Regions from separate parts of the Homo sapiens genome. Here regions 1, 2 and 3 are each linked to region 4. Evidence: chromatin contacts called from ENCODE Hi-C or POLR2A ChIA-PET data. All regions are on one chromosome and are shown on one strand. Each heading gives the region's core, a stretch centred on a gene start or an enhancer-like site at or near the end of the contact. The rest is flanking DNA. Distances are from core to core; before and after follow the strand shown.

The links. Hi-C counts contacts between places; a loop is a spot of excess contacts on that map. ChIA-PET counts read pairs that join two places held with the same protein, here RNA polymerase II (POLR2A). Pooled maps may share reads with other maps.
Region 1: a pooled map shows a loop between it and region 4 (4-fold over the local background). The contact joins the promoter of VHL here to the promoter of THUMPD3 in region 4. A Hi-C loop is called at or near these places in 4 of 50 pooled maps. POLR2A ChIA-PET finds 5 or more read pairs at or near these places in 2 of 52 experiments (T-cell and activated T-cell).
Region 2: a loop to region 4 is called in a pooled map, with 7 times the contacts of the local background. The contact joins the promoter of BRK1 here to the promoter of THUMPD3 in region 4. A Hi-C loop is called at or near these places in 10 of 50 pooled maps. POLR2A ChIA-PET finds 5 or more read pairs at or near these places in 3 of 52 experiments (T-cell, WTC11 and activated T-cell).
Region 3: a loop to region 4 is called in a map of CD8-positive, alpha-beta T cell, with 4 times the contacts of the local background. The contact joins the promoter of TATDN2 here to the promoter of THUMPD3 in region 4. A Hi-C loop is called at or near these places in 1 of 168 maps with a recorded cell type or tissue (CD8-positive, alpha-beta T cell) and 8 of 50 pooled maps. POLR2A ChIA-PET finds 5 or more read pairs at or near these places in 2 of 52 experiments (MCF 10A and activated naive CD4-positive, alpha-beta T cell).

The regions. Positions count from the first base shown.
Region 1 is chr3:10,139,887-10,143,027 of GRCh38, reverse strand. VHL (von Hippel-Lindau tumor suppressor) reads right to left here and starts at 1,250. Exons shown (of 3, transcript NM_000551.4): 1 at 841-1,250. The coding sequence starts at 1,180. It also overlaps the pseudogene LOC124906359. RefSeq lists an enhancer at 1-333.
Region 2 is chr3:10,114,406-10,117,384 of GRCh38, reverse strand. BRK1 (BRICK1 subunit of SCAR/WAVE actin nucleating complex) reads right to left here and starts at 1,710. Exons shown (of 3, transcript NM_018462.5): 1 at 1,566-1,710. The coding sequence starts at 1,683. RefSeq lists enhancers at 1,113-1,162, 1,613-1,902.
Region 3 is chr3:10,246,973-10,249,923 of GRCh38, reverse strand. TATDN2 (TatD DNase domain containing 2) reads right to left here and starts at 1,465. Exons shown (of 8, transcript NM_014760.4): 1 at 857-1,465; 2 at 310-729. The coding sequence starts at 723. RefSeq lists an enhancer at 29-897 and a silencer at 1,150-1,579.
Region 4 is chr3:9,361,413-9,364,491 of GRCh38, reverse strand. It overlaps THUMPD3 (THUMP domain 3 tRNA guanosine methyltransferase), which reads right to left and starts at 1,438. Exons shown (of 10, transcript NM_001114092.2): 1 at 1,365-1,438. It also overlaps a transcript of SRGAP3 not described here. RefSeq lists enhancers at 989-1,048, 1,069-1,148, 1,219-1,278, 1,499-1,708.

The sequences.
Region 1 (3,141 bases), core at 1-2,500, 780 kb before region 4:
TCTTACCTAGGGTTGGCTAGTTCCTACTCCATCCTGCTCTCTTCCTTCTCCGGGAAGTGCTCCTTAACTGAAACCACACAACCGCAACCCCTCCATCTCCCAGCAGGCAGGTAAGTCAATTTCCCACGCCACACACGGTCGGCTCTTCCGGCGCCAACATGACCCTGGCTTGTTCCTGTCTTTGCATCTGTCAGTCTCCCCAGGAGGAATGTGTTCTCCACGAGGGCAGGGACTACGCAGAACTGGCCCACTGGAGTCATGAGGACTGAACAGATGGGGTGTTAAGGATGCAGCTTTTCTTTGAGGGGAAAATACACGTGGGGTGGGGGACTGGGGGGAGCCACCTTCAAATGCAAACTATTCGGCCTTATAAAGAATGCTCTGGGCCGGGCGCGGAGGCTCATGCCCATAAGCCCAGCACTTTGGGAGGCCGAGGCGGGCGGATCACGAGGTCAGCAGTTCGAGACCAGCCTGACCAACATGGTGAAACCCCGTCTCTACTAAAAATATAAAAATCAGCCGGGCGCGGTGGCGCACGCCTGTAATCCCAGCTACTCAGGAGGCTGAGGCAGGAGAATCGCTTGAACCCGGGAGGCGGAGGCTGCAGTGAGTCGAGATCGCGCCACTGCACTCCAGCCTGGGCGACAGAGCGAGACTCCGTCTCAGAAAAAAAAAAAAAAAAAAAAGAATGCTCTGACGCTTACGAGCAGCGTCACCCTGGATGTGTCCTGCCTCAAGGGGCCTCAGTTCCCCGTCTGCAAAATGGACCCCGGGGCGGTAGAGGGGCTTCAGACCGTGCTATCGTCCCTGCTGGGTCGGGCCTAAGCGCCGGGCCCGTACCTCGGTAGCTGTGGATGCGGCGGCCCGTGCCAGGCGGCAGCGTTGGGTAGGGCTGCGGCTCGCCGTCGAAGTTGAGCCATACGGGCAGCACGACGCGCGGACTGCGATTGCAGAAGATGACCTGGGAGGGCTCGCGCGAGTTCACCGAGCGCAGCACGGGCCGCGGCCGCCCGGCCTCCATCTCCTCCTCGGCGCCCAGTTCCTCCGGGCCGGACTCTTCCGGGCCGGACTCCTCGGCGCCCGACTCCTCCCCGCCGTCTTCTTCAGGGCCGTACTCTTCGACGCCTGCCTCCTCCGCGCCTACCTCGGCCTCGTCCCAGTTCTCCGCCCTCCGGGGCATTCCCTCCGCGATCCAGACCACCCGGGCCGGACGCCGCGGGATCCGCGGGTCGGACGCGGGGCGGAGCTGCGTGCGCGCTCCCGAGTCGACCTCCGTAGTCTTCGCGCGCGCTCGGTAGAGGATGGAACGCGCTCGCGGAAATAGCCGGCCGGAGGCTGTGCGCGTGCGCAGAAGGATCCTCCAGCACCGTAGGCCGTTGTAACGGAGGCGAGGCTAGGCCAACTCGTTACTGTATTTCCACTATAAAATTTTTTTTCGCCCCTCTAAGGTTTGGTGTTTTTTTTTTTTTTGAGACAGGGTCTCACTCTGTCGCCCGGGCTGGAGTGCAGTGGCGCGAGCTTGGCTCACTGCAGCCTTGACCTCCCTGGCTCAAGCGATCGTCTCGCCTCAGCCTCCCGAGTAGTTGGTACTGTAGGCGCGCACCACCATGCCCGACTAATTATTTTTATTTGTTGTTTGAAACGGAGTCTCGCTATGTTGCCTAGGCTGGTCTCGAACTCCTGGGTTCAAGTGATCCTCCTGCCTTGGCCTCTCAAAGTGCAGGGATTACAGGCCTTAGCCACTGTGCCTGGTGGACTAACTGAATTTTTTTTTTCTTCATGTCAGACGCGCAATGTGCCGACGTCGTAACAAGGTTCGAGGGTGGCGCATCTCACACGGGAACACCCAATCATCACGCTTATAAAGTACAAAAAGTCAACTAACTGAATTCTTACAAGGCATGGGTGATTAGTAAAGAGGGAAAAATAATTAGACCTACTATGTGCAGAGCACTCTGGTGGAAATTGGAAAATCAGATATTTACTTCAGAGCAATTAAAACTACAAACATAAACACTCATTAACTTTGTTCATTTTACAAATATTTATTAAGGCCCTACTATGTACCACCTATGGTGATAAGTGTTGAAAATATTGTAAAAACCGGTCATGTTTCCTGCCTTCACTGCACTTCAATAAAAGCGTCATACGGTAATCAATCACACAAATAAAATAGCAACTATGGCCGGGTGCAGTGGCTCATGCCTGTAATCCCAGTACTTTGGGAGGCTGAAGTGGGCTGATCACAAGGTCAGGAGTTCTAGACCAGCCTGACAACATGGTGAAACCTCGTCTCTACTAAAAATACAAAAATTAGCCTGGCGTGGTGGTGCGCGCATGTAATCCCAGCTACTTAGGAGGCTGAGGCAGGAGAATTGCTTGAACCCGGGAGGCGGAGGTTGCAGTGAGCTGAGATTGTGCTACTGCACTGCAGCCTGGGTGACAGAATGAGACTCTGTCTCAAAAAAAAAAAAAAAAAAAGTGCAACTGTGACTAGTACGACAAAAAGAGACAGGGTACTATAGAAGGCTAAAGATCTGGGGGTCAAGGAAGATGGTACACAATTCTGTGTAATTAAATGTTCAATGATGTGGGATGGACTCAAGTGGAGAAGCAGCTCAGAAAAAGAAGGGTTCAGAGAGTTTTATATTAGTTAAAAATAATTTTTTTTTAGACAGTCTCGCTTTATCACCCAGGCTGGAGTGCAGTGGCTCAGTCTCAGCTCACTGCAACCTCCATCTGCCGAGTTCAAGTGATTATCGTGCCTCAGCCTCTGGAGTAGCTGGGATTACAGGTGTGTGCCACCACACCCAGGTAATTTTTGTACTTTTAGTAGAGACGGGGTTTCACCATGTTTGCCAGGCTGGTCTTGAACTCCTCACCTCAGGTAATCTGCCTGCCTTGGTTTTCCCAAGTGCTGGGATTACAGGTGTGAGCCACCGTGCCCAGCTCAAAAATAAATTTCAAGTAGAAAGAAAAAAATCTATCAAGTGCCAGACACTGTGCTAAGCATCCCACGTGAATTAAGGCTATGTCATTATCTCCATTTCACAGCTAAGGAAACAGAAGGGTATATAAGAATGTGAAGGCCTAGCACTATACGCCTGTAATCCCGAGATTTTGGGAGCCCAAGGCAGGTGG
Region 2 (2,979 bases), core at 461-2,960, 750 kb before region 4:
GAAAAGCCCAAATAAAGTCTTTACTCTCTATCTGATCATAAAATGTGACTCTTACAAATTAGACATAAAAATATCCAAGCTGATATCTCCTTGCCTATAAAGCAAGAAAAGGGACATTTCTCCTTTGCAAATCCTAAGCTTAGGCTTTTCAATTTTCAGTCAGTCGCCTAGGCTGGAGTGCAGTGGCATGAACATGGCTCACTGCCTTCAGGGCTCAAGTGATCCTCCTGTCTCAGCCTCCCGAGTAGCTGGGACAACAGGTGTGCATGACCATGCCCAACTAATTTTTTTGTTGTCGTTGTTTTGTAGAGATAGGATCTGGTCATGTTGCTCAGGCTGGTCTTGAACTCCTGGGCTCAAGCAATCCTCCCACCTTGGCCTCCCAAAGTGCTGGGATTACAGACATAAGCCATTGAACTCAGCCACGATTATAGTCCTAAACACCCTGTATGAAAATACTTTAATACAAAAATGATGCTCTTCTTTGTCCTGAAGTTGTCATTATTTCATCTTCAAGATTAGAACTTCTTTGAATGTAGGAAGTGGTTCTTATTCTGTGTCTCCCACTATGCCTTAAGAGAGGGCCTCATATGGAGCTCTAGCATCTCTCGCTGATGCTTTCTGACAATCTCTTGCTCTGTCACCTTTGTACTCCTAAGGCCATCAGTCCTTTAGTTAGAGAATCATTCATTTAAAAATCTTTCCAAAGTACACTAGTCCCTATATCCTGTAATTACACAAGAAAGTCTAACCAGTGCCAAGTTCTGTTAAACACTTGGAGAAGAAGGGGTAGGAATCTCGATTGCTTTGCTTGCTGTTCATAAGGAAGAATTTAAGGCTGTCACAAGCAGGCCATGCCTAGGAAAGATTCTGGTAAAGATATCTTTCTGCTGAAGGCACCCGACCTGTGTTAGCTCTGAGGAATGGGCTAGAAGCAGACAGAACACCTACCATAAGCTATATATACTAGCAATACAGAGAGGACTTCCAAGGTCCTACAAGATCCTGGCATCCCTCTGACCTCATCTCCCACCACTCTCACCGCAGCAGACACAGGAAACAGGAAGGAATGGACAAGACGGGAGTGGTTGACAACGGGTCCAACTAAAAGGCACGACGCTAGAGGGTATCGACCAGATCCTGAAGATGGGGAACGGTCAACAGTCTTGAAACAGAGGAGTGACACGGTCCCGGATGCTCACTTTGAGTGCAAAGTGGGGACCGGAATGGATGCAGAGTACAAAGGAGGCAGGGAGACCACTTAGGAGAAGAACCACGGAGCGAGGATGGGGCTGCCTGACGCGTCTAGGAGAAGGACTTGTAGAATGGATCCAGAGGGATGGCAGGAAGCCATGAGCTCAGCGTAGGGCAGGATAACCCTACAGAGACTGTCTACGGGAGCCTGAGGGTCAGGGCGGGAGGGAGAAGGTGGGACCTGAAGGAGGAAGTGAAAACCCGCAACAGCCGAAGGCTGCGGGAGTCCTCTCAAAGCATCTCCCCGGCGCCCCAGCCCAACCACCTCAGCGGCCTCCCTCCTCCCCGCCTCCCCTTGCTGGCCCGCTGACCGAACGAGTTGAGAAAGTCTGCGATTTTCTTGATGCTGCTGGTGATTATCTCAATGTACTCCCGGTTAGCCCAGTCCTGGTGAATCTCCCGCTGCACCGGATCCTCCTGTCCCGCCATGGCCGCCGCCTGAGGAAGAGCGACTGCGCAGGCGCCCCGACCCTACAGGCCTCTAGTGCGCCTGCGCTGCCAGGCCACACCCATCCTCTTGAGCACCCACGAATTCTCGGGCACTATGATAGGCCTGTGCAACGTCACGTCCTCGCCGGCGTTTGCTCTCTACTCCCACGCTATAGAACACAGAAGCCTGGACGCCGGCGGCGAGGTTGTAGTGCACGCGCGTTATGGTCGTTACACGGCGCGTGGGGTCTTGCCGTCTCCCTCAACTGCTCCAGGCTCAGGTTGCGCACTCAGTGTCCGCAGTGAGATGGGCACAGTCGATTAAATCACATTAAATACAAGTCTTTTTTTTTTTTAGACGGAGTCTAAAAAATAATATGGTCATAAATAGCTGGGCACACTGCAAACTGGAACAGTCCCTTTCAGAAGGAAATTTGTGTTTTTGTGTTGTTTTTTGAGACAAGGTTTTTTCTTGTTTTTTGTTTTTTTGAGACGGAGTCTTGCTCTGTCGCCCAGGCTGGAGTGCAGTGGTGTGATCTCGGCTCACTGCAACCTCCGCCTCCCAGGTTCAAGCTATTCTCCTGCCTCAACCTCCCGAGTAGCTGGAATTACAGGCGCACACCACCACGCCCGGCTAATTTTTTTGTATTTTTAGTTGAGATGGTGTTTCACCATGTTGGCCAGACTGGTCTCGAACTCCTGACTTCAGGCAATCCGCCCGCCTCGGCCTCCCAAAGTGCTGGGATTACAGGTGTGAGCCACCTCGCCCAGCCTGAGACAAGGTCTTACTGTCGCCCAGGCTGGAATGCAATGGCATGATCATGGCTCACTGCAGCCTCGAACTCCTGGGCTTGAACTCCTGGGCTCAAGCTATCCTCCAGCCTCAGCCTCTGGTGTAGTTGGGACTACAGGCTCACGTCACCACGCCTGGCTAATTTGTGTATTTTTTGTAGACACGGGGTTTCACCATGTTGGCCAGGCTGGTCTCGAACTGACAGGTGATCTACCCACCTCGGCCTCCCAAAGTGCTGGGATTATACGCATGAGCCACCATGCCCGGCCTATTATGCAGTCATTTAAATGCTAATTATGAACACAAGCAACATGAAAACACATACAATAAATTGAGGGGAAAAACAAAATACCCTCCCTCCCTCCCTTCCTTCCTTCCTTTTCTTACTTTTTTTTTTTAAGACAGAGTTTCTCTGTTAATGCCCAGACTGGAGTGCAATGGCACGATCTTGGCTCACTGTGACCTCTGCCTCCCGGGTTCAAGTGATTCTCCTGCCTCAGCCT
Region 3 (2,951 bases), core at 216-2,715, 890 kb before region 4:
AGCCCAGACCACACCTCAGCCCAATAAATCAGTTTCTCTGGAGTAGGAGGCAGGCCCAAGTATTTTAAAGCTTTCCAAGTAGTTCCAAAGTGCTGCCGAGTTTGAAAATTACCTCTCTACTTAACTTCAGGCCACGCGCCTGGAAGACTGCTAGGTCTTCGAGTTTGGGGGGAGTGGACTTCTAGAAAGACCTTCCAGACCTTCAAGGATGTAATGTTTTGTAGTCTCCTTCCACCAAAATTCCCATCCCCAACCTCTCAAGCCATGTGGAAGGGGCTTCACCGATTGCAAAGCGTGGCAGCCACCTACCTTAAGGCTGCAGGCTTCCTCCTCTAGAGAAGCCATTTCTTCCAAAGAGGCGTTGGCAGGACGCAGAGGGGATCCCCCTGAAGACAGGAACCCCCGAGTGTTCCGAATCAGGCAGCCTTTGGAGGCGGCCCCGCCCACACCAGGGCCCAAGAAATGTGGGGAGAAGGAGGAGGAGGAGTTATTTCTGCGGCGGGATGAGCCCCAGGATAACCTCCGCGAGCAAGCCACATCGTCCTCCTTCTGGGCTTTCAGGCGCTTGGGGCTGCTGGGCCCTCCAGAACGCGACGCAGACCTCTGAGCTGGCCGGCTGGAGGGGGCCACATCACAGGGCTCCCGGAGGCAGCTGCGCTTGCGGGGACACCCTTCCGACGTGCTGCTCCAGTTGTGCTTGACCTTGCCCCGCTCGGACGCCATGGGCACCTGCAAGGTACAGGGGGCCTGGATTCCAACACCACCCTTCCTGGCGACCCCACCTCAGATTCCCGCCACCCCGGGCCCAGGAGGACGGCAAGACATAAGGGCAGAGCCAGGGGCTAGCCTCACTGACCTTTCCCTCTTCTTTCCACTGCCCATCACAGTTCTCAAGGTTTCAGAGATGCCAAACCGTGTTGGAGAAGTCAAAGCGATCCAAAATTGACTAAAGGCTGCCGTCGGTTTCCAAGCCCACAACGTGCTTCTGAGATCAGGAAGCCTTCACTTTGCCCAGCGCTACTTCGGAGATGCCTAAGCGCTTCCGGGGCTACGAAGCGCTTTGATCAGTTTGCAATATAAAGCCCTTTAGAACTGTCAAGCGCTTCAGAAGACCACATGGCGCTTCAAGATCCACACATGGCTGCCGGATCCGCGGCCCCGGGGCCGGGCGCTTAGCCCGTAGGCCAGGGCCAGACCCGGGCGCCGCAGCCCGCCCTGCTCCTGCGGCCCAACCAGACCCGGGCCGGAAGGGGCCCGAGCGGCCCCTCGGGAGCTGGCAGCGCCCTCGACCGCCAACTCAGGACGCCCCCCGCCGGCTGCCGCAGCTGTCCCGCCGGGCAGCCCGCCGCCTGCCCCAGCCCTACAGCCCCGCCTGGCCCGGCCTCCGCCCGAACTGCGACCACTCCGGCCTCCGTGGCGCCCGCCCTCCGGAACGAGCCCTGCGGCCCGCAGGCCGGAGAGCGACAGGGGCGGGGCCTGCGCCAAACGGAAGGCGCCCATTGCTCGACCCGGCAAGGGGCGGGACTCCGAGCAAGACGCAGCCCGCCTCAAAGCCAGGCGCCTTGGAGTCGGGACGGTACGCCTTAGGAAGCTCGTCCATTGGTCAGAAGCCAGATGGGGCGGAGCCACTCACGTGGGCTCGAACAGCGGGAAGTTGAGGCCAGCCAGATGTGCAGGCAGGTGGTGTCCGCTGACGCGCCTCACTTAACGCTGTTTTCCTCAGCGCCGGCCGCTGTACCTGAAGCTTTCAGACCTGGATTTCTCATCGAGCCAAAGCAAACCGTGTACTGAGCATTATCACCCCACTTTATAGAGCAGAAAACTGTGGCTCAGAGAGACTAAGTACACACCCAGAAATGGGAAGAATTAGAATTAGAAGGCACCAAAAAAAAAAAAAAAAAGACTACACAAAAATGTGAACTATCCGCCTGGTGAAAAATATTAAAGACGGCTGGGCACGGTGTCTCACGCCTGCAATCTCAGCACTTTGGAAGACCGAGGCGGGAGGATGGCTTGAGCTCGGGAGTTAGAGACCAGCCTGGCCAGCATGGTGCGACCCCCATCTCTACAAAAAATAAAATTAGCTGGGCGTGATGCCAGCTACTCAGGCTGAGGTGGGAGGATCACTTGAGGCCGGGAGGTCGAGGCTGCAGTGAGCTGTGATCCCGCCACTGCACTCCAGCCTGGAGGACAGAGCAAGACCCTGTCTCAAAAAAGAAAAAAAATCAAAGACAAGGTACAAATTCAGAAAAATACTCGAAACATATGACAAAGGGCTGATATTCGATGTAGCAATTCTCCCAAAATAATAAAATAACTTAGTATTAAGACTGGCAAAGGAGGCTGGGTCCAGTGGCACACGTCTGTAATCCCAGCACTTTGGGAGGCCGAGGTGGGTGGATCTCTTGAGGCAAAGAGTTCGAGACCAGCGTGGGCAACATGGTGAAATCCTGTCTCTAGTGAAACACAAAAATTAGCCTGGTGTGGTGGTGGGCGCCTGTAGTCCCAGCTACTCAGGAGGCTGAGGTGGGAGGATCCCTTGAGCCTGGGAAGTCGAGGGTCCAGTGAGCCAAGATTACTGCCACTGCACTCCAGCCAGGGAGACAAAGTGAGACCCCTGTCTCAGGGAAAAAAAAAAAAAAAGGCAAAGGAAGCAATGAACAAAAACAAATCATGAAACGCTCCTAAATATAAGAAAGATGGCTCCACCTCAACCATTAAAAAAGTACATGTAAGGCCAGGTGTGGTGGCTCACGCCTGTGATCCCAGCACTTTGGGAGGCCAAGGCGGGCAGATCACGAGGTCAGGAGATCGAGACCATCCTGGCTAATACGGTGAAACCCCGCCTCTACTAAAAATACAAAAATTAGCCAGGCGTGGTGGCAGGCGCCTGTAGTCCCAGCTACTCGGGAGGCTGAGGCAGGAGAATGGCGTGAACCCAGGAGGTGGAG
Region 4 (3,079 bases), core at 189-2,688:
GCCTGTAATCCCAGCTACTTGGGAGGCTGAGGGAGGAGAATTGCTTGAATCCGGGAGGTGGAGATTGCAGTGAGCTGAGATCATGCCACTGCACTCCGGCTGGGGTAACAGAACAAGACTCTGTCTCAAAAAAATAAATAAATAAATAAAATAAATAATAATAATAATAATAATATGGGGCTTTTGGAGTTTCAGATAGATACAGGTTTGAATTCTTGCCTCCACCATCATAGGTTGAATGACTTATGGCAAATTAATTCTCCCAAACCTTCAAATGTAATTAAGTAATTAGTAATACCTCTTTCCTAGAGTCGTTAGGAGACAAGTGAGAGTAGTACCTGGTTAGGCCAATAATTAAAACTTATTAATAGGCTATCTATCTTCTTCCCTCCTGTGAAATAGCATTTCATGCATTTAAAAATGATTAACTGGGCTGGGCACACTGGCTCATGCCTGTAATCCCAGCACTTTAGGGAGCTGAGGTGAGTAGATTGCTTGAGGCCAAGAGTTCGAGACCAATCTGCGTAAGATGGCAAAATCTCATCTCTACCAAAAACACAAAAAATAGCTGGGCGTGGTGGTGGGCGCCTGGAGTCCAGCTACTTGGGAGGCTGAGGTGGGAGGACTGCACTCCAGCCTGGGTGACACAGTGAGGCCCTGTCTCAAAAAAAAAAAAAAAAAAAAAGAAAAAATTAAAAATAAAAATGGTTAACTGAATACTTACTATCTAATGATTACAAATGTTCAAACGCCTACTACTTGCCAGACTCTGGGATCCATAGATGGGCATCAGGAGAGAGATCTTGGAAGTAATCCGAAATAGTAAAACAAATTTCCTATGCATAAGCTTTTGTGTGTGCTTGGGGTGGGGGCCGGGGGAAGTATTAGAGAGGTGGAGGGGCCATAGCTTACACGAGATTTTCAAAAGGTCTGTGACTCAAAATAACTTAATTGAGTACAGAATACCTATAATGTCCTTGTGCTGTGCCAGCGATACACGACAGTGTTTAACACTACGTCAGTTCCCGCCGTTAAAAAGCTGACAGTCACTGTGAATACAATCTCCATCTTCTAAAAAATGCAGCTGAGGTCAGCTAAAGGACGCGTTCCGCACAAGGTCAGAGAGCCAATGAGAGGCGCAGAATGAAAGAGAACTCACGTCTCCCAACTCCCACCTACAGGGCCCGGGAATCCTAGGGAGCGGGTAAAGGCCTGGGAGAGGGAGCAAGATGGGCTCCGCCACGAGATCCGCCTGAAGTCCGGCTCGGCGCCGGCCTCAACTGCAAGAGGAAGGCCACCCCTCTCTCCCCAAGCTGAAACACCAGAAGAGCCACACTCGGCCGTTCCCAACCGCCGCCAGTTACCGGCCGCCAGCGAAGACCCTTTCAGCTCCCACACTCCATTGGCCTCTTGCGGTCAGGTCACGCCGCCGGAAGCCGCCCCCGGAAACGGAAGTCAGGCTACGAGTCACGGTGGCTCCGCGCTGGCGGCGGGTTCCCCCACAAGGTCTTGGGGAAAGGAGCATGCGCTGGAAGCTGTGTGCTGTTGGTTTTGAGGATCTTCAGTAAGCTGAAAGCGGAGAGTCAGGGGCCTTGTGTCCTACCATGGTATTTGCTAACGTTTAGAGAGTGCTTCCCCTTGCCGAGCACTGGGTAAGCGCTTCACATGCGTCATCTCATTTGGAACAAGTCTCTTTTGTTCTAGCACCTATGAAGTGGCAGAGACTGATTTCTGTTTTAAAGCTGGAGACACCGAGTCTCTCCAGCTTATTTAAATATCTTTCTCAAAATGTCATGCCACTAGTTCCTGATTTCTGTATTGCCATCACTATTTTAGCACTGTTTACTTCATATTTTTCTTTAGTTTAAAAAAAATAGAAATAGTGGGGCTCACTATGTTGCCTAAGCTGGTCTCGAACATCTGGGTTCAAGTGATTCTTCTGTCTAGCCCTCCTAAAGTGCTGGGATTACAGGCATGAGCCACTGTGCCCAATCAGATGAACTTTATTTCTCATAAAGGGTTGAACCTGGCCGGGCACAGTGGCTCATGCCTGTAATCCCAGCACTTTGGGAGGCTGAGGCGGGTGGATCACTTGAGGTCAGGAGTTTGAGGCCAGGCTGGCCAACATGGTGAAACTCCATCTCTACTAAAAATACAAAAGTTAGCTGGATGTGGTGGCCTGCACCTGTAGTCCTAGCTACTTGGGAAGATGAAGCAGAAGAGTTGCTTACCCAGGAGGCAGAGGTTGCAGAGAGCCAAGATTGTGCCACTGCACTCCAGTCTGGGAGCAAGACATCATCTCAAAAAAAAAAAAAAAAAAAAAAAAAAAGAGTTGAACCTGCATGGTAGCCATTTTGACAGACTGGGAAGCCTAGCTTCCAGTCAGAAGCCAAAAACAGGCACTTCCAGGGTTGGAAGAATAAGACAGGGATTTATGCTAAACACAGTGGCCAAATATACATGTTAAATAAACTGTAAGAGGGGTCACGAATATTTATGAAAGGAGCAATTTGTGCATGTGCAGTTGAGCTTCATGCCTCTCTGTGGATCCCATGTTTAAAAAATGGTGGCCTTAGCATGATCCAAGGGTAGAGTTTTCTACCGCTTGACTTCAAAAGGTGAAGCAGGGGATGTGAAAACCCTCACTGCACGTCCTCTGTCGACTGGCCAGAACCACTCCCTGGATGGTGGGTGATCTCTTATCAGGAAGGAATGCTAGTCGGTTGTTCTATTGAAACTGCAAATGGGAGGGTCAGCATCAGGCTGGTGGAGTGAGTCTTTCAAAAGGGCTGGTTTCTGTTTAACCCTTAGGAAAGAAAATCTAATGGCGATTATAGAGGGAGGGGTTATAAAGAGGTGTGTCCGACTTCCCATCCTGTCATGAGTAGGAACTCAGCTTCCAAGTTTTTTCTAGGGTCTCCTTGGCCAAGAGAGGGCCTGTTCAGTCAGTTGGGGGGCATAGAATTTTATTTTTATTTTTCAGTTGACAAAAGTTAACTTATTGTGAAAGGAACCCAACAACAAAAAGATAAACCGAATTTAAAACAAAACAAAACCAAAAAGAACACAATTTATAAAT